2 separate regions of the Homo sapiens genome follow, and region 1 is linked to region 2. Evidence: chromatin loops called from intact Hi-C (ENCODE). Cell type or tissue: dorsolateral prefrontal cortex. All regions are shown on one strand. Each heading gives the region's core, and the rest is flanking DNA. Links, peaks and the distances in the headings are about the cores only.

Region 1 (12,730 bases), core at 2,738-10,737, 65 kb before region 2:
ATCCCAACACTTTGGCAGGCTGAGGCGGGTGGATCACCTGAGGTCAAGAGGTTGAGACCAGCCTGACCAACATGGAGAAACCCCATGTCTACTAAAAATACAAAATTAGCCGGGCATGGTGGTGCATGCCTGTAATCCCAGCTACTCAGGAGGCTGAGGCAGGAGAATCGCTTGAACCCGGGAGGCGGAGGTTTTGGTGAGCCGAGATTGCACCATTGCACTCTAGCCTGGGCGACAGAGCGAGACTCTGTCTCAAAAACAAAAAACTAAAAAAAAAACCAAAAAAAACCAGTGCCTGCTAAGGTGCTATGTAAGTATTAGCTATTATTCAATAAATACCTGAGTGCCTGGTATGTACTGAGCAATGTGCTGCGTATGGGGGATAAAGAGTCAAATAAAGACATTGGCCTTGGCCTTAGGCCAGTGAAGATCAGTCTTTCCCTTCTATACTTTTAAGAAAGAAAAAATAATTATAATTATCATCAATAATCATTTATGTTTGATGATGGATTAAAAAGGTCTAAGAAGACCTGAACTTGGTCCTCTAGAAAGGTATAATCTAATCTAAACCATATACGTGTGCAACACATAAAACACGTACATAAAAAAGCAGAATGCTAAGGGAGGTTATAAGCATTTTATATGAGTTATAATTCTCAGGTTTTTTTTATAGCTCTTTGCCTTTGGTGAGCTTACAGCTATGTTTCTCCAACATTCTTCACCTTCTTTTTGTCACACCTTTTAAATGTGCCAGCATTTAAAAGAAGGGGAAAAGCACTAGTGTACTTATTTAAAATAGGCATTTTCGGCTGGGCGCGGTGGCTCACTCATGTAATTCCAGCACTTTGGGAGGCTGAGGCAGGTGGATCACCTGAGGTCAGGAGCTCGAGACTAGCCTGCCAGCATGGTGAAACATCGTCTCCACTAAAATACAAAAAATTAGCTGGGCATGGCGGTGCGGGCCTATAATCCCAGCTGCTCAGGAGGCTGAGGCAGGAGAATCGCTGGAACCCAGGAGGCAGAGATTGCAGTGAGCTGAGATCATGCCAGTGCACTCCAGCTTGGGTGATAGAGTGAGACTGTGTCTCAAAAAAAAATAATAATAATAAAATAAAATAAATAGGCATTTTCCTTGGTCATCTTAGAAATTTGTATGATAAGTAAGTTTAAGTGGCAGAGTGACATTTGGGGAAGGGATGAAAAGTTGGGAAAGAGGAGATTCTTTAGAGCTTCATTTTATAGAGCTGTCATCTTTATGGGGCTTAGGGGTGGGGAGAAGCTGGGATTGTGAGGTGGAGCACAGTGACAGCAGTGCTGAGACTGGGATGGGTGTACTCTGTGGTAGTTTGCTATCATCTGTTTAGAAGAGTTGCCAGTGCATTTCAACATAAGCTCAGTAAAGATAGTGCTGTAGTTTTGGTTATTACTTTTAATAAAAGATAATCTATTCTAAGGTAATACCTTAGATTAACAAAATCCCATTTTTCCAAGTATATCCAAAACTTGGTCTTTCTTTCTTAATTTTCTTCCCTCATGGAAGCAGCATTCAGTGGCCAAAAGCAAGCATAGCATTTGAATGAAACCTAGGTTCCTATTCTAGTGCATTCTCTTTTTAACTGTGTGACTTGGGGCAAGTTACTTAACCTATTTGAATCTTGGGTTCTTCATATATATAATGGGAGTAATACACAATGCCACATATTGTATGATTCCATTGATATGAAATATCCAAAATAGGCAAATTCATAGAGATAGAAAGTAGATTAGTGGTTGCTAGGAGATGTGGGGAGAAGAAAATGAGCAAATAAGGGGTGACTGCTAATGGGTATGGAATTTTTCTGGGAGGAGATGAGAGTGCTCTGGAATTAAATAGTGATGATACTTGTACAACTTTGTGAACATTCTAAAAGCCACTGAATTGTACACTTAAAAGGGGTGAATTATATCTCAATAAATAAATAAAATGGGAGTGATAATACCTGCCTTACAAAGTTGTGACATTTGGAGATAATATACCTTAAAGCACAGGCATATAATTAATGCTAAATATATATGGCTGTTTGAGTGGTTGTGTGTGTGTGTGTGTGTGTGTGTGTATGGTGAGCATTGATTTAGAAAGTTGGAACATGGGGTTCGCAGAAGAATGAGAGGAACAGAAAGATGGAATGTGGGACAGAACAGTTTTGAGCTAGAGGCAGATTTAGGCCCGAGTCTCTAGGCTCCCAGTCCAATTCTGCTTCTGCGGCTCTTCCTTTGTTCTTTTCTGACCTGACCATGGGAATACAAAATACACCCTGGCAGTAAAGAGACTCTGTTACAGATGAGTCGTCACCCAGGCTCCACAGCTTGTATGGAACTGTCATTTACTGAGTGGGAGACTATCTGATTGAATGAGTATAATGTGGCACTACCTACTCAGGCTCTTATTCTAGTTTCCACTCCCTGACATTTAGGGCATCAGGCCCCTTGTTGCTGATCTTGCTATCTCCTGCTCCCTGGGAGGAAATGGCCTCCCTAACCACAGTGGCTCTTTGCACCCTTTCCCTTTCTGGCCTTTCTCCTTCCGAATCTTCCTTTCTGGGGGTAATCTGTTTCCCATGGTACAGGTCTGCCTGCTGTTTTTGTTGTTGTTGTTTTGAGACAGAGTCTCGCTCTGTTGCCCAGGCTGGAGTGCAGTGGCATGATCTTAGCTCACTGCAACCTCTGCCTCCCGGTTCAAGCATTTCTCCTGTCTCAACCTCCCAAGTAGCTGGGGCTACAGGCACACACCACCATGCCCAGATAATTTTTGTATTTTTAGTAGAGTCAAGGTTTCACCATATTGGTCAGGCTGGTCTGGAACTCCTGACCTCAGGTGATCCACCTGCCTCGGCCTCCCAAAGCACTGGGATTACAGGCATGAGCCACCTTGCCCAGCTGGTCAGCTTGCTATTAAAAAACATTGGGAAATTCTGCCCCCTCCCTTCCCCTCCCCTCCCCTCCCCTCCCCTCCCCTCCCCTCCCCTTCCCTACCGTACCCCTCCCCTCCCCTCCCCTTCCCTACCCTACCCCTCCCCTCCCCTCTCCTTTTCTTATTTTATTTTTTGAGACAGTCTCACTCTTGTTGCCCAGGCTGGATCTTGGCTCACTGCAACCTCTGCCTCCTAGATAAAAATGATTCTCCTACCTCAGCCTCCCAAGTAGCTGGGACTGCAGGCACGCGCGAACCACACCTGGCTATTTTTTTTTTTTGGTAGAGACGGGGTTTCACCGTTTTGGCCAGGCTGATGTTGAACTCCTGGCCTCAAGTGATCTGGCCACCTTGGCCTCCCAAGGTGCTGGGATTACAGGCGTGAGCTCCCATGCCCATCCTGCCTGCTTTTAAAAGAGAAAATATTATTGCCTTTAAGCTTATTATAATTTGCAATATGTTTAGTCTTAAAAGTCATTACTGATTTCAGTATGGTTAGTTCTTCAGCCTTGCAAGTAGTTTTTACAGAAGGCATGGATTTAAATAAAAATCCAGTCTGGTTTTTATATTTTGTTTTGCTCTGTCTACTTTCTCCTTTTCTTTCTCCATGCTTCTGTTCTCTGTTTTACTAGGTTAAGAGAACAGGGAATCTTTCTCCAATAAATGCACTTCTCAAAAACAATCCTTTCAGAATAAAACCTAAAAAAAAGTTACAGAAATAAAGGGGAATATGAATTTTACCTTATACCTGTTACTCAGTTAATATAGGCTCTGCTCATACAGATTATGCCTTTATTTACTTTCTTTTCTTTCCTTTTTTTAAAAAAATATTTAATTGTATTTACTTTAAAGCTGAATTTACTCCTGTGTCATAAGTTTTTGTTTCTTCAGTTTCTTCTGGGATAACTTTTTCTTCTGGGCACCCTCCTCTTCTGGTTTAGGAACAATCTGTTCCTTTTCAGTAAGGATCATCTCAATGTGGCAGAGAGAGCTCACGTATGGGTTAATCCGACCATGAGCTCTGCAGGTCCAGCGGCGCATCTTAGGTGCTTTGTTCACTTTGATATGCCCAACGACCAGAGAATCTACATCTAAACCCTTAAGTTCAGCATTACTCTCTGCATTTTTAAGCATGTGTAGCAAAAATTCAGCAAGCTTTTTGGGCCACTGACCTTGTCCAGCCCCACTGCTTGGCCTGGGCACACCAACCAACGCAACCATTGTAATGTTGGAATGGTACATGCTGTTTCTGTAAAGTGGTAGCTTTCAGATACTTCGTGGCTTTTCGTATATGCATACCCTTGATGGCCTGAGAAGTGTCATGAGTATTCTTAAAGTGAACACGAAGATTTGAACCTCTTGATTTGCATGATTTTGTGGGGTTCTCTGGGTCAAGTGAATAGCGAACCATTTTCACGGATTACCTCAGGCCACGTAGGGGAAGAAGCCCCTTCCCCTTCCCCTTCCCCTTCCCTTCCCTTCCCCTTCTCCCTTCCCCCTCTCCCTTCCCCTTCTCCCTTTCCCCTCTCCCCTTCCCGAGTTTCCCACATTTCCTTTCCTGATGCCCAGGCTGGAGTGCAGTGGTGCAATCTTGGCTCACTGCAACCTCTGCCTCCCAAGTTCAAGCAATTCTCCTGCCTCAGCCTTCCTGAGTAGCTGGGATCACAGGCATGCACCACCACGACCGGCTAATTTTGTATTTTTAGTAGAGACAGGGTTTCACCATGTTGGTCAGGCTGGTCTCGAATTCCTGACCTCAGGTGATCCTCCCGTCTTGGCTTCCCAAAGTGCTGGCATTACCGGTGTGAACCACTGCGCCCAGCCTTTTCTTTTGTATGATAGCTGTGAGTATGTTTGTCTTAGCCTGCTGACAAGATTGTGTACCCCTAAGGGTAAAGAGTATGTTTTACTCATTTTGTACCCCCAGTAGTGCCTACCATAGTGCTTTGTACATAATGGGCAAATAAATATCTGTTAAATTATTTCCACAGCTGGTGGATATTGGAATGATGTTTTGAAATTAAATGCAATTTAATTCCTTCCTTGGAAGGGCGTTTTTTTTGGCCCCATAGAACATAAGGATTTTTGTAAATTCACACACATTTTACTCTCTGGGCCCCTAAAAAAGAACAATGATATGCATTTCATAGGTGACTAGTTAGGCTGCAGTTGCATTCTTTTTTTTTTTTTTTTTTTGCATTAAAAAAATTTTGTTTTTAATTTTGTGTGTACATAGTAGGTTTATATATTTATGGGATACCTGAGATGTTTTGATACAGGCATGCAATGTGAAATAAACACATCATGGAGAATGGGGTAGCCATCCCCTTAAACATTTATCCTTTAAGTTACAAACAATCTAATTACTTTCCTTAAGTTATTTAAAAATATACAACTGGGCCATCATGGTGGCTCATGCCTGTAATCCCAGCACTTTGGGAGGCCAAGGCGGGTGGATAACATGAGGTCAGGAGTTCGAGAGCAGCCTGACCAACATAGCGAAACCCCATCTCTACTGAAAATACAAAACTAGCCGGGTATGGTGGCACGTGCCTGTAATCCCAGCTACTCAGGAGGCTGAGGCAGGAGAACAGCTTGAACCTGGGAGGCGGAGGTTGCAGTGAGCCAAGATTGCACCATTGCACTCCAGCCTGGGCAACAAGAGTGAAACTCTGTCTCAAAAAAAAAAAAATTAAATTATTATTGACTATAGTCACCCTGTTGTGCTATCAAGTAGTAGGTGCAGTTGCATTCTGTGCCAGTATCCCAAAGAATTATTTTCATGTTCCAAAGAATGACTTGCATGCAATACCAGTAGACCTGAGCTTCACCATGATATGGGAAGTAAATTCTTAATATTCATTCACTCAGCAAACCTTTATTTAATGCCTGACTCTGTACTAGGCACAGGACACGCATTGGTGAACCACTCTGTCCAACTAACTGAGATTATTAATTCCAAATTGATGTTATGAAGGAAAAAAGGATTAGTGTTTCATCATGTCTCTCCCAGAGGATTTTCTACAAATTGGTTACCTACTTAATCATTAGTTGTCTTTGAGTGGGTAGGAGTGTAGGGCATATGGAAAATTGTAAGATTAAATGGCATTGATAAGGATAGGAGTTGAGGCCGGACGCAGTGGCTCACACCTGTAATCCCAGCACTTTGGGAGGCCGAAGTGGGCAGATCACCTGCGGTGAGGAGTTCAAGACCAACCTGGCCAACATGGCGAAACCCCATCTCGATTAAAAATACAAAAAATTGGCTGGGTGTGGTAGCTCATGCCTATAATCCCAGCACTTTGGGAGGCCAAGGTAGGTGGATCACCTGAGGTTAGTAGTTCAAGACTAGCCTGGCCAACATGGTGAAACCTTGTCCCTACTAAAAATACAAAAAATCATCTGGTCGCGGTGGTAGGCGCCTGTAATCCCAGCTACTTGGGAGGGTGAGGCAGGAGGATCTCTTGAACCCAGGAGGCGAAGTTTGCAACCAGCCGAGATTGCACCACTGCACTCCAGCCAAGGTGACAGAGCGAGACTCTGTCTCATTAAAAAAAAGAATAAGAGTTGAAATGTTCTGCCCACTTTCTGACAGTAGAGGAAAATCAGCCTATTTTCTCTTTGATGGAAAAATTATATCATCTCGTTTTTGTGGTTCAAATGCAGAATGCATTTATGAAGATTACTATTAGAGCTTCTTTCATTTCTGTCTTTCTTAGAAGTTACAGAGAAGCCGGTAGGAAAACTACGAGCTATGGGTGGATGTGGTTTTTTTGGTTATGGTTGTAAAACCTAAGGTTAATTTGCTCCTTCTTACAGGAAAATAGCCTCTAGGGATGACGGGGTTTGCTTCCTACATGGTGCAGGGAATCTGAGTAGTGTCATTCATAACAAGACTACAGAGGGCGAGTCCACGTGGGGGTGCAGTTTTTCTATTTTACCTCACAGAGCTCTGACTGGAGTGCCGTGGGAGGATGTCCAGTCTCAGTATAGGCCATTCCCAGGCTTGGAGGTTGATTCAGTTCTTTGTCACACAGGGAGTTTGGTGATCCTATGGAACCTGGAACTTGACACTTACATGACCAGAGGAGAACAGATGTAGAAATGCTTAAGATGTGTGTCTCCTTGCTTTGAGCTATAAATGAGACTCTCTGAGAAAGTTCCCTTATGCGTAATGTTCCTCCAAAGTCCAAACCAAAACTCTTGGAGGGAAAGTTGGTCAGAGCATGGAGACTCATCAGTATCCCCTGTGGGTTCTGGTTGAAGTGCCCATCACAGGCAGTGTGTTTTTCTATTTTCTTCTCTAGGCAGTGTGAGCAGTTTGGATATATTCCCCAGCTGTGTGCCACGTGGCTGTGGGAACCTTTTGACCACCGCTTTCTTTGGAGTTGGGCTTTATTATAACATGCTTCCATTCCCTGAGGTGGTGTGCTCTGGGCAGGATGATGGGAGTAGGACTTGAGGATTGTTTTGCTTTTCACTTGTCTAACTAATGATACATCAGAATTGTCCCAAATAATTATGTCTAGGTTATATATTTATAAAAGCCTTTGATTTTTTAAAAAAATTCCACTTATTTTAAAAAAGTACTTTCATCCTCAAAGTGTCTAACTTTAGTTTCATCAGATTAAGAGCTTTAGTGCCTGGGAGGCTGAGGCAGAAGAATCGCCTGAACCTGGGAGGCAGAGATTGAAGTGAGTCGAGATCGCGCCACCACACTCCAGCCTGGCGACAGAGCGAGGCTCCATCTCAAAAAAAAAAAAAAAAGCTTTAGTGCCTTATTTATGCCAGACAAATTTCAGTTTAGATCTTTTTTTTAATATTTTCTAGTCTATTTAATGGGGAGAGAATTTCCCAGGGTTTTTTTGTTTTTGTTTTTTTTAAATCAAGTCAAACTTGCCAGAGCAAAGACTAAGGCCCTATCACAAATGCAGCTAGGTTACAAGACTATTTTAAATAAAAGCTCTTTCTATTCAAATGAGAGGGACAGTGAGAATGAACCAGTATGGAGTTTACGTTTTAGGAATATTCCATATGATATACTCTAGCCTTAGCGTTTAATATTATGGCGATATCTAGGTGCAAGGAGGAATGTGGGGGAATATAGCTAGTAAAGAAAAGTCATTCTTATTTTTTAGTATATAAGAACCCCACTGAGGAAACCTCTTTCACTTTCTCCTGATTGAACAACTGACATGCTCTTCTGGTTCTGTCCCATGGAGAGAATTGGAAAAGTTTTGCTGCTTTAACTTGGAAAAGTGGTTTGTTGGTATAGGATAAAAGTAGTTAGTGTATAATGGCAATATAGTCTCTACCACTAATAAACATAAGGGGCCACTACAGGCAGTGCAAAATCAAAGTCAAGCTTCCTCTGTTGGTTTCTTTCTTTCTTTCTTTCTTTTTTTTTTGAGACGGAGTTTCACTCTTGTTGCCCAGGCTGGAGTACAATGGCGTGATCTTGGCTCACCGCAGCCTCCACCTCCCGGGTTCAAGCGATTCTTCTGCCTCAGCCTACCGAGTAGCTGGGATTACAGGCATGTGCCACCACGCCCAGCTAATTCTGTATTTTTAATAGAGACGGGGTTTCTCCATGATGGTCAGGCTGGTCTCAAACTCCCGACCTCAGGTGATCCGCCCGCCTCAGCCTCCCAAAGTGCTGGGATTACAGGCATGAGCCATCACGCCCGGCCTTCGTGGTTTCTTATTTAATGAACCTGATGGTTACAGGTAACTTTCATCAGACTGTTCTATACTGGAGCATCATGTTGGTCTATACTGCTTAGACTTGTGGATTTGGATTCTAAGTCTGATCCTAAACTACTTGCTTAGATCAGTGCCTTGAACTCCCCAGACTCTGAACAAGCAATAGTAAACATCACAGGAAGATTGATGGGATGGAAGGTAATGTGCAGGGCAAAAGTGGAGACAGTGAAGAAACTGTTGTTGTTCAAATCCTGTTATTGCTGTATTTGATGTATTTTTTTTTTTTCCGGCTGGTTTTTCTTGTCAAGTAAAATCCTATCTCTTGATCTCTTTCCTCTGAGATCAAGAGCTGGATACGCTTTGCTAGGTATATATTTGGATCCTAAAAAAATTATTTTGAAATAATTTCAAACATACGTAAGTGTTGCGAGAACAATAAAAGAGTTCCAATACCTGCTTCATGCAAATTTTCTAGTTGTTAACATTTTCATGGATTTGTTCCATCACCCAGTCTCTCTCCTTCCTGATCTATATTAGATGTAGCCTTTTTCTGAACCTTTTGAGAGCTGAGTGCAGTTAGGTTTTCTCATCTCCTCTAAACACTCCAGTATGCATTCCTCCCAAACAAGGATGTGCTTCTATGATCACCATACAGCTCGCCAAATCAAGAAATTAACATGGGTTCAGTACTACCATCCAGTCCACAGACCCTGTTCAGGTTTTGCCAACTGTCCCAACAATGTCTCCTTTTTTTTTTTTTCCTTTCATCACAGGGTATATGACGTTAACCCATCCCTGGAGATGTTTTCTCCACCTTAAATTCACCAGTTTTAGGGCCAGGCGCAGTGGCTCATGCCTGTAATCCCAGCACTTTGGGAGGCCATGGCGGGTGGATCACCTGAAATCAGGAGTTCAAGACCAGCCTGGCCACTATGGTGAAACCCCATCTCTACTAAAAATACAAAAAAAAAAATTAGCCAGGCATGGTGGTGCATGCTTGTAATCCCTGCTACTTGGGAGGCTGAGGCAGGAGAATTGCTCGAACCCGGAAGGCTGCAGTGAGCTGAGATCATGCCATTGTACTCCAGCTTGGGCAACAAGAACGAAACTCCATCTCAAAAAAAAAAAAAAAAAAAAAAATTCACCATTTTTTGCTTTGCAGTTGATTAGTTTGTGAATTCACCATTTTTTTCCTTTGCAATTGATTAGTTTGTGGAGAGGTGTTCTTGTATTTCACTGATACCCTGTTTCTCAAAAAACCTCCTTCCAGTAGACCTAGCATTCCCTGACAACTCCCACCTGTCTCAGTGATGGGGTTTTTTTGTTGTTGTTTTCTTTTTACAGGCAAGGTCTTGCTCTGTTACCCAGGCTGGATGGAGCGCAGTAGTGTGATCATAGCTCACTGCAGCCTTAATCTCCTGGGCTCAAGAAATCCTGCCTCAGCCTCCCTAGTATCTGGGACTACAGGCACATGCCACCGTGCCTAGCTAATTTTTAAATTTTTTGTAGAGATGGAGTCTCACTATGTTGCCCAGGTTGGTTTTGAACTTCTAGGCTCAAGCGATCCTCCTGCCTCAGCCTCCCAAAGTGCTAGGACTACAGGCATGAGTGACCGTGTGCAGCCCAATGGTGATTTTTATATCCATCATTCCTTCTATATGTATTAGTTGTAGTCTACTGTAAAGAAGAGCTTTCCTTTTCTCTTGTTTATTTAATCAGTGTAGACTTGTGAATTTTTTCAATGGATTGTAATATCTTCCTATCACTTTTTATGCATAAATTGTCCCCACTTTGGTGAGGTGAGTGAGTTTCCCTTCAAGCTGGTTCCTGTGTCCTTTTGACATATTCCCACCTTTGGATCATTGGTAATGCTTATAAACTGTTATACACTGCGTTCCAAATGCCAGAAACTAAGCCCTCTGTAAAGCATGGGGTTGGCTTCCTTCAAGGAACTACTTCCATCTCTGCGTCCCATACGTTAAAGCCTCAACTGCCAGCTGTGATTCTGTTCCCTCGGTAGTGTGACCAGTCTCAGGAGCAGTTTCACCCAGAAAGGAGCTTGTTCAGCATGCTGCTGAGTGCGTTCCCATTTCACGTGGCTCCCAGGGAGTATCAGCCCCTAGGGAGGCGGTCTCCTCTCCCCCGGTGCCAATACTATCTGCTTCTTAAAAGCTGTGAGAGATCTTAACGTGGTCCTGACATAGAATAACTTTAGAGAGACTTCTGCCAACTTGACTTTTCCGATTCCAGCGAGAGCTTTGCCTACTAGAGTGCATTTCAGTCTCTAATCTTCAATAACCATCCCCTTCCAAAGAAATAGCGTGTACTACTTGGTCCTGAAGATTCTGAAAGCCAGACTACCTAAGCATCTGTTTGTCTTAAATGAGGGTGCCTTCTGTGTCAGTCTTTAAAATTTAGCTGAAGGTCAGAGAGCTTGTTTAGGAAGGATAAATAAATATTTCTAGACTGAATTTTTTCTGTCTCAGTCCCTGGAATTTTTGTAGCTTAGTACTTTGAAGCTTGTGGTAGAATTGACTGTAGTAGAAAGACTATATAAGATTACTTTCTCAATTTAGGATTTGTTCTTTTCTCTACTTTTGGTATAGATAGTAAGAAATAAAACATCACTACCTATTTGTGGAAATGCATCTTTGTGTCACTGGTTGCCTCAGTTAACTATAAAAATCCTTTGTTTTTCATTCACTTTCAGAGGGGACTTAAGTTGACTTCCCATAAAAGCATGGAAAATTCAATGTTAGAAGTGATATTTTTGGCCAGGCATGGTGGCTCACACCTGTAATCTCAGCACTTTGGGAGGCTGAGGCAGGCGGATCACCTGAGGTCAGGAGTTTGAGATCAGCCTGGCCAACATGGTGAAATCCTGTCTATACAAAAAAAAAAAAAAAAAATTAGTGGCACTTGCCTGTAGTCCCTGCTACTCGGGAGGCTGAGGCACGAGAATCACTTGAACCTGGGAGGTAGAGGTTGCCCTGACCCAAGATCATGCCACTACACTCCAGCCTGGGCGACAGAGCTGGAGTTTTGGCACACGCCTGTAGTCCCAGCTACTTGGTACTTGGGAGGCTGAGGCACAGGAATTGCTTGAACCAGGGAGGTGGAGGTTGCTATGACCCAAGATCATGCTACTGCACTCCAGCCTGGGCGACAGAGCTGGAGTTTTCTTTTTTTGAGCTCTGTCTCTGTCTTTTTTTTTTAGGCCAGGCACGGCGGCTCATGCCTATAATCCTAGCACTTTGGGAGGCTGAGGTGGGAGGGTCGCTTGAACCCAGGAGTTTGAGACCAGCCTGGGCAACATAGTGAGACCCCATCTCTATTTTAAAAAAAAAAAAAAAAGTGAGATTTTTAAAACTACTGAAGGAGGGAAATCCTTGGGTACCAGGAACAAGTATTGCAGTAATAACTCTGTTGAGACCTGAATTAACTTTGAAGTCCATGTTAACTTTATGAGCTGCAGGAGTATAATAAAGCAAAAGCATTTTCTATTTCACCAACTTTTGTAGTGCCTTCCCTACCTTGGACATAGACTGTACCTTAAGAGCCTTCAGTTACCTTTCACGAGTATGTATTATTGATTGGTAGTGGCTGAAAGGTGTGATAGATTTCCTCACTCATCTTGAGGGTCATGGCCAACACTTCTCTAACAAAAGACAGTTTAACAAGAGAAAAGCATAACAAATTTATGTGACACGGGAGCCTTTAGAAATGAAGTCACAAAGACCCAGGGAAAACTGTTTTTATGCTTAGGTTTGATGAAGAATTGACTGCTTTGTAGAAAGTGATTGGACAGTAGGACATGATCTAATGGTAATAGACTGAGAAACCCAGCAAGGCTGGTCTGCTCAGGTTATTCTTGGGCTCTTTATGTGCATTCCTTCCCCCAGGGTGTGGGATGTGGCAGGTCCTCTCTGGAATGAGGGTCTTCAGAGGAAAAGAGAGCAACCTTTCTAGTTTTATGGCTTGCTTCAGAGAAGAGGATTGCTAGTTAGTTCCTTTTTTTTTTTTTTTTTGAGACGGAGTCTCACTCTGTTGCCCAGGCTGGAGTGCAGTGGCACTATC
Region 2 (12,730 bases), core at 2,814-10,813:
TGCAGTGGCACAAACATAGCTCACGGTAGCCTTGACCTCCTGGGCTCAAGCAATCTTCCTGCTTCAACCTCCTGAGTATCTGGACCACAGATGCATGCCATCGTGCCTGGCTGTTTTTGTTTGTTTAAGGACAGGGTCTGGCTATGTTGCCCAGGCTGGTCTCAAACTCCTGGGCTCAAGCAATACTGCCTCAGCCTCCCAAAGTGCTGGGATTATAAGTGTGAGCCATGCACCCAGCCCAGATAAGCCTCTTAACACTTGTGAAACTCTCTAGTAACTCCAGCCACACTTCATAGTTAAATATATCCCATCTTATATGCATATGCCCTGTATTTTCCTAGGAAGTTCAGTGTGACGGAGTTCTCTTAACCTCTTCCTTTGCCCTTATTACTTTGGAAAAAAATAGCTTGTGGTATACACATTTTCAGATTGGGTATGCTTTTTCAAGAACACATCCCTCAGTAGGTATGTGCCCTGAGTAGGGCAACTTGAGTGGCCTTCCTGATCCTTTATTTCGGTGGAGTTCAGGCTTCTGAACATTATTAAATTCAACCTCAAAATTTCTGTCTTTAGCAGAATCCCAAGGAGTCCATGAAGTGCTAACTGAATAACCTCCTTTGGAGTGCAGTTACTACGGGGAGACACACACTGATTGAGGCCTCTTGTGGCCCTTCTAGGGAGAGTCTATTCCTTGGTATATTTTATTTTCATTTTTATTTTTTTGAGATAGAGTCTCACTCTCCCAGGCTGTAGTGCAATGGTGTGATCTCAGCTCACTGCAACCTCCGCCTCCCAGGTTCAAGCTGTTCTCCTGCCTCAGCCTCCTGAGTAGCTGGGATTACAGGCACGCACCACCATGCCCAGCTAATTTTTGTATTTTTAGTAGAGACAGGGTTTCGCCACGTTGGCCAGGCTGGTCTCGAACTCCTGACCTCAGGTGATCTGGCCTCCCAAAGCGTTGGGATTACATGCATGAACCAGCACTCCTGGCCCCCTTGGTATATTTTGAAGTTAGCATTTCAAATCCATGAAAAAAATAGATTAGTCAGTAAAGTTGGCTATCCCCTTGTTTTAGTCTTTTCCTGCTACTATAACAAAATACCACAGACCAGGTAATTTATAAATAACAAATTTATTCCTCATAGTTTTGGGAGCTGGGAAGTTCATGATTGAGGTGCCAGCAGGGTCACTATCTGGTAAGAACTGCTCTGTGCTTCCAAGATGGCACCTTGTTGCTGCGTCCCTCAGGAGACTAACGCTGTCCTCACATGGCAGAAGAGATGGAAGAACTAGGCAGCCCTCTGAGCCTCTTTATAGTGCCATTAATCCTATCCGTGAGGGCTAAGCCCGCATGGCCTAATCACCTCCCAAAGGCCCCACCTCTTAATAGCTTGGGGTTTGAGTTCCAACATAGGAATTCTGGAGGGACACATGCATTCAAATCATATCACCACCTGAGGAAAAAAATACTTAAATCATCATGTGAAAAAAAAGTCCAGGTCTGGGAGAGATGTAAATGTAAAAACACAAAACAAAAAAACAAAACTGTAGGCTGGGCACAGTGGCTTGTCCGGGCACGGTGGCTCATGCCTGTAATCCTAGTACTTTCAGAGGCTGAGGTGGGCAGATCACCTGAGATCAGGAGTTTGAGACTAGCCTGGCCAATATGGTGTCTACTAAAAATACAAACATTAGCCAGGTGTGGTGGTGCATGCCTGTGACCCCAGCTACTGGGGAGGCTAAGGCAGGAGGAGAATCACTTGAACCTGGGAGGCAGAGGCTGCAGTGAGCTGATCATGCCACTGCACTCCAGCCTGAGCAACAGAGCAAGACTCCATCTCAAACAACAAAAAAAGAATATATATAACATAACCCATTTTTTGGTAAAAATCCCTTTGTTCCCCATAACCCCAAATTATCTAGAGATTTAGTCCATCTGGCCAGGAGCAGTGGCTCATGCCTGTAATCCCAGCACTTTGGGAGGCTGAGGCGGGTGGATCTCAAGGTCAGGAGATCAAGACCATCCTGGCTAACACAGTGAAACCCTGTCTCTACTAAAAATACAAAAAATTAGCCAGGCGTGGTGGCGGGTGCCTGTAGTCCCAGCTACTTGGGAGGCTGAGGCAGGAGAATGGTGTGAACCTGGGAGGCGGAGCTTGCAGTGAGCTGAGACTGCGCCACTGCACTCTAGCCTGGGTGACAGAGCAAGACTCCGTCTCAAAAAAAAGAGAGAGATTTAGCCCATCTGCATGTATAGTGCACAGAAAAAAAAATTTGTAAATGTATAAATCAAACTGATAATAGTGATTTTCCTAAAGAGGCAACTTCCAACTTTTAGAGTATGGAATTTCTGTTACTGTATTGTTTATCTGCTATGAACATCTAGAAAATGAATCCTGGCTAATTTAGGAGGAAGGAAATATGTATTGGAAAAATACTAGTGCCTCAAAAAATCAACAACTAGAACTGGAAGATCAGACTCACAGAATCAGTAGGCAGGACCGGTAGCAGGAACAGCCACAGACAAACCCCTCAGACACCGAGTTAAAGAAGGAAGGGGTTTATTCGGCCGGGAGCATCGGCAAGACTCCTGTCTCAAGAGCCGAGCTCCCCGAGTGAGCAATTCCTGTCCCTTTTAAGGGCTCACAACTCTAAGGGGGTCCACGTGAGAGGGTCGTGATCGATTGAGCAAGCAGGGGGTACGTGACTGGGGGCTGCATACACCGGTAATTAGAAAGGAACTGAACAGGACAGGATCTTCACAGTGCCTTTTTTATGCAAATAACCAATTAGGTCAGGGGTCGATCTTTAACTGCCAGGCCCAGGGTGTGGCGCCAGGCTGTCTGCTTGTGGATTTCATTTCTGCCTTTTAGTTTTTACTTCTTCTTTCTTTGGAGGCAGAAATTGGGCACAAGACAATATGAGGGGTGGTCTCCTCCCTTAGAACCAGAGCAGCTTTGCAAGCTTTTGCAAAGGCCTGTCTAAGGCTATGATGAACCATCTTTACTCCCTCATGAGTTAGCAGCCAGGGCGCGTTTTCTCGACTGGCCCAGCATAGGTCCCAGGCCCATCTTCTAGCTTTACTGGTTCAGAACTGGAAGGATCTGTCCCCTTCAGATTCCATGATGGGAGGCAGGCACCTAAATTTGCCTGCTCACTAAAAATTACATTCATTGGAGGAGATATAACTCCTGAAAAGTAATCAAGCAGCAGTTAGAAAAGGGACCTAAATTCAGGACAGGTGCCAGGTGACACATGGTCGCTACAGTTCACCTCTTGGGCTCCTTGACCTCCACAGCCACCCTTCTGGCACTACTGGGAGGCAAGGTCGTGAAAGAAGATTGACAGATTGGGGCCTGACACAGAGAGGCCACAACTTGGTCTCTGGGAAGGACATTTCTAAATCTCTGGAGTATTTTTCAACCTATGAAGACTGCCTTGGCTTCTATTTCCTCTCTCTTTCCTTCGTCCCTTATTTTCTCAGCATGGCTTCCCCATGAATCACAAAGACCCTCAAGCATCTAGGTAAAGGCTAACTCAGAGCCTTTCTATGTGTGGAAGCAGGAGTTTAAGAGGCAAATGTCAGGCTCAATGTGAAGCCACTGGCTCTGAAAATAAGGGGAACTGCTCCAGGTTCTAAGCTGGGACCATAGAGAAACACGATGGTTAGTCTAAGACATTTTACTGAGCAGGATTTGCTTACAATTTTTAAAAATTATAGATACTGGCAAAGGAGTAGATGTAACATCCTCATATATTTTGATGCGGCCGGGTGTGATGGCTCATGCCTGTAATCCCAGCACTTTGGGAGGCCGAGGCGGGCAGATCATCTGAGGTCAGGAGTTCGAGACCAGCCTGGCCAACATGGCCAAACCCCATCTCTACTAAAAATACAAAAATTAGATGAGTGTGGTGGCGGGTGCCTGTAATCCCAGCTACTCAGGAGAATGAGGCAGGGAGAATTAATTTAACCCAGGAGGCAGAGGTTGCAGTGAGCTGACATTGCACCACTGCACTCCAGCCTGGGCAATAGGGTGAGACTCTGTCTTCAAAAAAAAAAAAATTGATGCAGAAGAACAATTTTTTTTTTTTTCTGGAGACGAAATCTCACTGTCGCCCAGGCTGGAGTGCAATGGTGCCATCTCGGCTCACTGCAACCTCCATCTTCCAGGTTCAAGTGATTCTCATGCCTCAGCCTCCCGAGTAGCTGGGATTACAGGCATGCACCACCATGCCTGGCTAACTTTTGTATTTTTAGTAGAGATGGGGTTTTGCCATGTTGGCCAGGCTGGTCTCAAACTCCTGACCTCAGGTGATCCACCTGCCTTGGCCTCCCAAAGTGCTGAGATTACAGACATGAGCCACCATGCCCGGCCAAGAACAATTTTTAAAATGTGAATTTACTGTGCAATTTGTGGGCCAGAACACTGCCATGGTTTGGAAGCCCCTGTGTGATTTTCCCATATGCCAGTTCCGGCACCTCCCTGCCTTTCTCCCATCCGTAGGTTACTACTGTGTTGATCATTCTCTTTTTTTTTTCTTTTTTATTTGAGATGGATTCTTGCTTTGTCATCCAGGCTGGAGTGCAGTGGCATGATCTCGGCTCACTGCAACCTCTGCTTCCTGGGTTCAAGCAATTCTCCTGCCTCAGCCTCCTGAGTAGCTGGGATTACAGGTGCACACTACCTTGCCCAGCTAATTTTTGTATTGTTAGTAGAGACGAGGTTTCACCATGTTGGCCAGGCTGGTCTTGAACTCTTGACCTCGTGATCCACCCGCCTCGGCTTCCCAAAGTGCTGGGATTACATGTGTGAGCCACCACGTCTGGCCCATTCTCTTGTTTTTTTTTTTTAAGAAAAGTATTTCCAAATGTATGTGTAGCTCTAAACAATATATACGTTGGTTTTGCCTGTGTTTGTGCTTTATAAAAATGATATTATTTAGCCAGGCATTGTATGGTGTGTGCCTGTAGTCCTAGCTACGTGGGAGGCTGAAGTGGGAGGACTGACTGAGCCCAGGAGGTTGAGGTGAGTTTTACAGAGGTATGTTTTTAAATTTGCAAGTGTGGTCAGGCATGGTGGGTCACACCTGTAATCTCAGCACTTTGGCAGGCCAAGGTGGTAGGATCATTTGAGCTCAGAAGTACAAGACCAGCCTGGGTAAAATAGTGAGACCTGTCTCTACAAAAAATTTTAAAAATTTGCCAGCCAGGTGTGGTGGCTCACGTCTATAATCCCAGCACTTTGGGAGGCTGAGATGGGCAGATCACTTGAGGTCAGGAGTTCGAGACCAGCGTGGCCAACATGGTGAAACTCCGTCTCTACTAAAAATACAAAAATTAGCTGGGCGTGGTGGCAGGCGCCTGTAATCCCAGCTACTCAGGAGGCTATCAGTTTTAATTGAAAATATTAAACAGTTTACTCATAGTGAATTATAAAACTTTGATAGTTAATGGCTAGGCACAGTGGCTCATCCCTGTAATCCCAGCACTTTGGGAGGCTGAGGTGGGTGGATCCCTTGAGCCCAGGAGTTCAACACCAGCCTGGGCAACATGGTGAAACCCTGTATCTACTAAAAATACAAAACCTGTGGTCCCAGCTACAGGGAGGGAGGCTGAGGTGGGAGGATCGCTTGAGCCTGGGAGGTCGAGGCTACATGAGCCAAGATCTTGCCACTGCGCTACAGCCTGGGCAACAGAGCCAGACCCTGTCTCACACACACACATGCACACACTTCGATAGTTAAATTGTATTATAATTTGTAAGCCAACTATTCTTCATTATGAAAACTTTATAAAAACCTGAAAAAATGTTGCATACTTGTATTTTCTATTCTCCATTTCAGAGCAAGATAATAAAGAGAGGCTCTAAAATATTTATAAATCAAAACCCAATGGGATTAAAAATGAAATATAGAAAACCAGATCTACATACAGCTGTGCCAGAAAGCATTCGTGGCTTTTTTTTTTTTTTTTTTAGACAGAGTCTCTGTGGTCCAGGCTGGAGTGCAGTGGTATGATCTTGGCTCACTGCAACCTCTGCCTCCCAGGTTCAAGCAATTTTCCCATCTCAGCCTCTCTAGTAGCTGGGATTACAGGCACCCACCATCATGCCTGGCTAAACTTTTTTGTATTTTTGTAGAGATGGCGGGGGTGGGGGGGGGTCTCACCATGTTGGCAAGGCTGGTCTCAAACTCCTGGCCTCAGGTGATCCAGAGTGCTGGGATTAGAGGCATGAGCCACCATGCCTGGATGTATGAAGTGTTTTTTTTGGGGGGGGTTGGGGGGCACGGAGTCTCTCTCTGCCATCCAGGCTGGAGTGCAGTGGCACGATCTCAGCTCACTGCAACCTCTGCCTCCCAGGTTAAAGTGATTCTCCTGTCTCAGCCTCCCGAGTAGCTGGGACCATAAGCGTGTGTCACCACACCCAGCTAATTTTTTGTATTCTTAGTAGAGATGGGATTTCACCGTGTTAGCCAGGATGGTCGCGATCTCCTGACCTTTTGAACCGTCCGCCTTGGCCTCCTGAAGTGCTGGGATTACAGGTGTGAGCCACCGGGCCCAGCCTGCATGAGTGGCTTTTATCTGATGTTTTGGATCCATTTCACATGAAACAAAAACAGGTGTTATAGCAAAGCCAAACCAGGAAAACCCCAATAGAGTATTTTTAGCATGCCTCTTAATTTTTCTATCCCCAGCTTCTTGTTGGTTGTCTGTGATGAGTCTTGGACAAGTAACCTCTTGAGGGGATGCCACTGATGGATGGGCCACGGGTGAAGTGTCAGCAAATGTGAAAAAGCAAATCCAGCTATAACTATATAGACAGTTCATCTGCAATGTTCAGCCACATAACCGTAGATAAATCCAATGACTGAAGAAAAAATAATAATTCTCTGAAACATTTGTTCAACTAGCTTTTGTCCCTTGTAATCTATTCGTATGGGCAGCAAGCTCATATGCTCCAACATGACTGGCCATGGAGGCAGGTGGTGGAGCGCAGGCAGTGGGCAGCATGGTGAGGGTGGCTGCAACTCAGATCTGGGTCTGGGTCTGGGCCTTATACCACCACGCTTGGCTTTTGTTTTTTTTTTTTTTTTGAGTGGAGTTTTGCTCTTTTTGCCCAGGCTGGAGTGCAATGGTGCCATCTCGGCTCACTGCAACCTCTGCCTCCCAGATTCAAGTCATTCTTCTGCCTCAGCCTCCCGAGTAGCTGGGATTACAGGCACACACCACCACACCTGGCCTAATTTTTGTATTTTTAGTAGAGACAGGGTTTCACTATGTTGGCGAGGCTGGTGTCGAACTCCTGGCCTCAAGTGATCCGCCTGCCTAAGCCTCCCAAAGTGCTGGATTACAGGTGTGAGCCACTGCGCCAGGCCCTGTCTTGTCTTTTAAATAACATCTCCAAAGTGGCGATAGAAAAGAAATACCAACCTGTAAGTATATGCTTAGCTGATGTATACTCCAAGAATGAGGATAAAAATTAAAACATTTTTTAAAAATCAAAAGTTGAAATAATTTACAAACTGATTTTCATTAATACTCATGTAAAAGATGTATTTTAGGAAAAAGGAAACCATGAACCTAGAGAGGCCTGACATGCAGGAATGAATGGTAAGCGAAGAAAACAGTAAATGGATGGCTAAATCTAAACACACATTGGTTATATATTAAAAAAAATGTATAATGATATCAGGTCGGGCATGTAATGGGCCTGTAATCCCAGCACTTTGAGAGGCTGTGGCGGGAGGATCCCTTGAGGTCAGGAGTTCGAGACCAGCCTGACCAACATGGTGAAAACCTGTCTTTACTAAAAATACAAAAAAAATACAAAAACATTAGCCAAGCATGGAGGCGCATGCCTGTAATCTCAGCTACTCAGGGAGGCTGAGGCACGAGAATCACTTGAACTCAGGAGGCAGAGGCTGCAGTGAGCCAAGATTGTGCCACTGTACTCCAGCCTGGGCAACAGAGTGAAACTCTGTCTCGAGAAAACAAACAAACAAACAAACAAATAAATACATAAATAAAGCAATATGTATAATGATATCTAACTTCTGAGGCAAAAGAATCTCAGCCAAGAGGTTTTTCTTCCTTTTTTTAGAGATGGGGTTCTGCTCTGTTGACCAAAGCTGAGTGCAGTGGCATGATCATACCTCACTGCAGCCTTGAACTCTGGGGCTCAAATGAGGGGGTGAACTTTTGAAATATTGTAAGATCCCTATATTTTCAGAGAAGGATAAAGATACTGATTACCTTCAGATAAAACCACCTTTCCAAAATTATGACTGTAAGAAAAATCTGATATAGTTGACTCCATCTTGCTTTTAACATCCAAGCTGTCCTTGGTCATTCCAAGCCAACTTTGGGAGAAAGTTAGTTTATAGTTTAATCTTAAAGCAAGAATAATAATAGCCCTTCCCAGAACTAAACTGCCTTTGTAAAACTGATAAAAGCCCACAAGGTTAGAATAATGAGAGGGCTCTGGATTCTGCCAAGATTTAGGCATAATTAGCTGGGCACGGTGGCTCATGCCTGTAATCCCAGCACTTTGGGAGGCCAAGGTGGGCAGATCATGAGGTCAGGGGTTCGAGACCAGCCTGGCCAACATAGTGAAACCCTGTCTCTACTAAAAATACAAAATATTAGCCGAGCGTGATGGTGGGTGCCTGTAATCCCAGCTACTCGGGAGGCTGAGGCTGGAGAATCGCTTGAACCCGGGAGGCAGAGGTTGCAGTGAGCTGAGGTCGTGCTACTGCACTCTAGCCCAGGCAATAGTGCGAGATGCTGTCTCAAAAAATAAATAAATAAAAATAATAAACTCCCTTCTTTCCCAGTCTGTCTGCATCTTGTTATTGGACTGCGAGAACAAGCAGCCAGACTCCATTCTTTCTGGAACACTAGAGCACAGCAGGTCCCTCATGCCCTTGCTCTCTGTCCTAGTCCCTCAAGAAGACCTCAGGCAAGATGTAGACTGAGAAGCAGATGGATCAGGTGGATACAGCAGGGAGGACGCTGTCTGTGAACCAGAAGTTAGGCCCACACCAGACACTGAATCCATCAACACCTTGATCCTGGACTTCCAGACTCCAGAACTGTGAGAGATAATTTCCGTTGTTTAACTCAGCCACTCTATGGTATTGTGTTGTGGCAGTGGAGCTGACTTAAGACAGGGCCCGTTTCCCCACGGCCTGGACCCCCACTTACCCTTCTTGGTGCAGATGACACGGCAGCACTTGGGAGGCATGCCGGCCAGAGGTTGCTGCCTTGGGCTGTCTCCACTTCACCTAGGGGGTCAGGGATCTGAGGACCTGCCCAGGAAAGGGAGAAAGGGTAAGAATGAGAACGAGTCAGCCTGGGGTTCTAAACTGAGATGTCTGAGCCACCCTCCTACACTCATCAACAGCCCTTTACTCTCATTGACCCTAAATACCAACTCCCCTTTTGCCTAAGAGACCTGAGGGAGGGGCGCTTACCCTCACCATCTGCAGCCTAAGCGCTGTGTTCCCTGGGATAGGCTCACCAGTCTGTAGGGTGGGAGAGGACTTTTATAGGATAGAAGCTGGAATAAATGACTGGCTGGATTGGGGTTTCAGAAAGGTCATCTCCTACCTCAGTAGGATGTAAAACTGTGGTCCACAGGACCTCATATCCCAGTCTTTGTTGTTGTTTAGAGACTCAATATGTTAATGAGTTGAATTACAAAGTTAATACACTTGTAGTAATTTAACAGTAGAGAAATGTCTAAAGTTGGCCGGGCGCAGTGGCTCATGCCTATAATCCCAGCACTTTGGGAGGCCAAGGCAGGTGGATCACCTGAGGTCAGGAGTTTGAGACCAGCCTGGACAACATGGTGAAACCCCTCTCTACTAAAAATACAAAAATTAGCTGGGCGAGGTGGCTCATGCCTATAATTCCAGCTACTCAGGAGGCTGAGGCAGGAGAATTGCTTGAACCCAGGAGGTGGAGGTTGCAGTGAGCCAAGATCGTGTCATTGCACTCCAGCCTGGGCAACAGAGCGAGACTCTGTCTCAAAATAATAATAATAATAATAATAATAATAATAATAATAATAATACCAGAACTAAAAAGTTGTTGTGCCTCCCATATTGCCCCTTAAGGACCAAACTGTCAGGAATGTCTCCCAGCTGGAAAGGGTGTTGGATGCTGATAGCTCACAGCCAAGTTCCTCTCCACAGATTTTGCCTTCAGCAGATACGAGTTGGCTCTCACAAGGTGTTGCCTCCTTGCCAAAACCAGTCAATGTCCAATGGCTGGTCATTCAAGGCTATAATGGCCTGGCCCTCTGACCTTAATTTGGTATGACTCGGAAGGAGCATTCCTCCTCTGGTGCTTATTGTGGGGTTGTCTGAGGCCTCTGCTGTGGGGCAAGTGAGGCACTTGTTTGGCGTGCAAAATTTAAGGGGGCACTCCAAAACTCAATACTTTTAAAAGTCAGAATTAATGCCAAAAAGAAGCCATGATGAAAAAAAAATTTTAAATAAAGATAGGACCTGTCTGCATTTCATTTTCCTCTGCCTTCCCTGATCGGCTTTTGATCTGTCTTGATTAACTGGATTGGTGAGCTGAACTCAGTGTGCAAGTTTGGATCGCAATTAATATAAGCTAACACGTGGCTTTGAATGTGCTAGGTATTTTGTCTTTATCACTTATAAAATGTACAGTGAATTAGTTTCAAGGTTGTGTACTGTTTTTAGATAATAACATAAAGTAATAAAAAAAAGCCTAGGATGAGAATTATAGTTCATAAATTGTTCCTGTGGTTGTTTATTGATCAACAATTATTTATTGAGGATGTATAGTGTGCCAACCACTAATCTAGACACTTGGAAACAAAACAGAGTAGGCTGCTTGCCTTCAAGAAGCTTATGTTCAAAGAATTGATTAGGCATTCCCTTAAGATATTAATGAACTGGAGAGAAACTCACTATATTCCAATTTTCCTTTCCTTCTAGCTAATAGTCTTTTGTTTCCTAGCTCCAGAAAGTTTAGTGTATCCTGGTGCTAAAGATAAATTAAGGTCAGGCACAGTGGCTCATGCCTGTAATCCTAGCACTCTGGAAGGCTGAGGTGGGCAGATTGCTTGAGTCCAGGAGTTTGAGACTAGCCTAGGCAGCATGGTGAAACCCTGTCTCTACAAAAGATACAAAAATTAGCCAGGCATGGTGGCACATGCCTGTAGTCTCAGCTACTTGGGAGGCTGAGGTGGGAGGATCACCAGAGCCCAGGAGGTAGAGGCTGTAGTGAGCCGTGATTGCACCACTGCACTCCAGCCTGGGTGACAGAGTAAGACACTGTCTCAGAAAAAAAAAAAAAAAAAAGGGATAAATTAAGTGCTTAATAAAGTGCTTCTAAGAATTTTCTTTCTTTTTCCCCTGACACTGGCCTTTTATCTTCTATCTATCAAAGTGTAAGACTGTCCATGTGGCTGCAAAATCCTCTACAAATAAAAGTATACCCCATGAGTACACACATGAGATCACTTTTTCAGTTCTATTGTTCATACAGGCACAAGCAAGAAAAAATTTGAGAGAGAAGAGTATCATGATAGTACAATCTTGATCCATGATCTTGAGAAAAAGCTGTCTACATCTGGGATGCCATCTGCTTCTGGAGAGAATCTTCCCTGGTTAGCTTTACCTTAAGGTTTCCAATCAGTATACAGTTCCAAGAGTCTGGAGGAGGCCCTTCTGAGTTGTGAGATTATGAGACCAAGGTTCAGGATCTCAAAGTTTTGCTGCATTGTGGATGCCAAGGGCAGTTTTTCTGTGATGTTGCCCTCAGAAGACCCAATCGATCTCCAGGTTCTAGATTGTGAAAGGTTTGATTGTCCTCAGTCAGTGGACTATGAAAGTTTTTTTTAACCTGGTGAAAATACACTTTGGCATAATGCATTAAAACCTTGTAGCATTTAGTCATATCAGTATTTAGTAGCAGAAGATACAAGACGTTCTATTATTAGGTGCATAGGCCTTTCCAGTGACTATTTATTTCATAAGGGGTCAACTTCCATCTTCTACTGGAAGTGGATCTGATTGTCATCAATCTGGTACACCTTTGACCAAGGCAATCTAGTCAATTCAGTTAGCTTTGCCTAATGTTATTGTATCTGCAATCCTTTTTTAAAAACTGGCCAGCCGCGGTGGCTCATGCCTGTAATCCCAACACTTTGGGAGGCCAAGGCAGGAGGATCGCCTGAGGTCAGGAGTTTGAGACCAGCCTGGCCAACATGGTGAAACCCCATCTCTACTAAAAATATAAATATTAGCCAGGCATGGTGGCAGTTGCCTGTAATCCCAGCAACTTGGGAAGCTGAGGCAGAAGAATCACTTGAATCCGGGAGGCACACGTTGCAGTGAGCTGAGATCATGCCATTGCACTCCAGCCTGGACAACAGAGGGACATTCTATCTCAAAAAAACCAAAAAAAAACAAAAAACTGTTTTATGGCCAGACGCCGTGGCTCATGCCTGTAATCCCAACACTTTGGGAGGTCGAGGAGGGTGGATCACCTGAGGTCTGGAGTTCAAGACCAGCTTGGCCAACATAATGAAACACCACCTTTACTAAAAATACAAAATTAGCTGGGTGTGGTGGCACATGCCTGTAATCCCAGCTACTTGAGAGGCTGAGGCAGAAGAATCACTTGAATCTGGGAGGCAGAGGTTGCAGTGAGTCGAGATTATACCATTGCACTCCAGCCTGGGCAACA

What was found. A loop is a pair of places that touch in the nucleus more often than their neighbours do. Peaks named below come from ENCODE experiments on the same cell type or tissue, not always from the same donor. Only the 100,000 strongest peaks of a DNase experiment are listed, where the experiment ranks them.
Region 1: it touches region 2 in a loop (1.8-fold over the local background); 3 of 110 quality-filtered maps call a loop at or near these places.

Annotation. Positions count from the first base shown.
Region 1 is chr1:205,193,822-205,206,551 of GRCh38, reverse strand. The region is part of intron 1 of DSTYK (dual serine/threonine and tyrosine protein kinase); the gene reads left to right. It also overlaps the pseudogene RPL17P8. Among named protein-coding and RNA genes, the nearest start is that of DSTYK, 12 kb to the left of the region's middle. RefSeq lists a cis regulatory region at 11,882 and an enhancer at 11,810-11,954. In dorsolateral prefrontal cortex, for the core only: no CTCF peak of the experiment used is centred there; a DNase peak (open chromatin) is centred at 6,881; H3K27ac peaks cover 41 bases.
Region 2 is chr1:205,128,882-205,141,611 of GRCh38, reverse strand. It overlaps the pseudogene LOC124904585. Among named protein-coding and RNA genes, the nearest start is that of RBBP5, 13 kb to the right of the region's middle. RefSeq lists enhancers at 3,236-3,784, 6,118-6,262, 8,779-9,279 and a cis regulatory region at 6,190. In dorsolateral prefrontal cortex, for the core only: no CTCF peak of the experiment used is centred there; no DNase peak of the experiment used is centred there.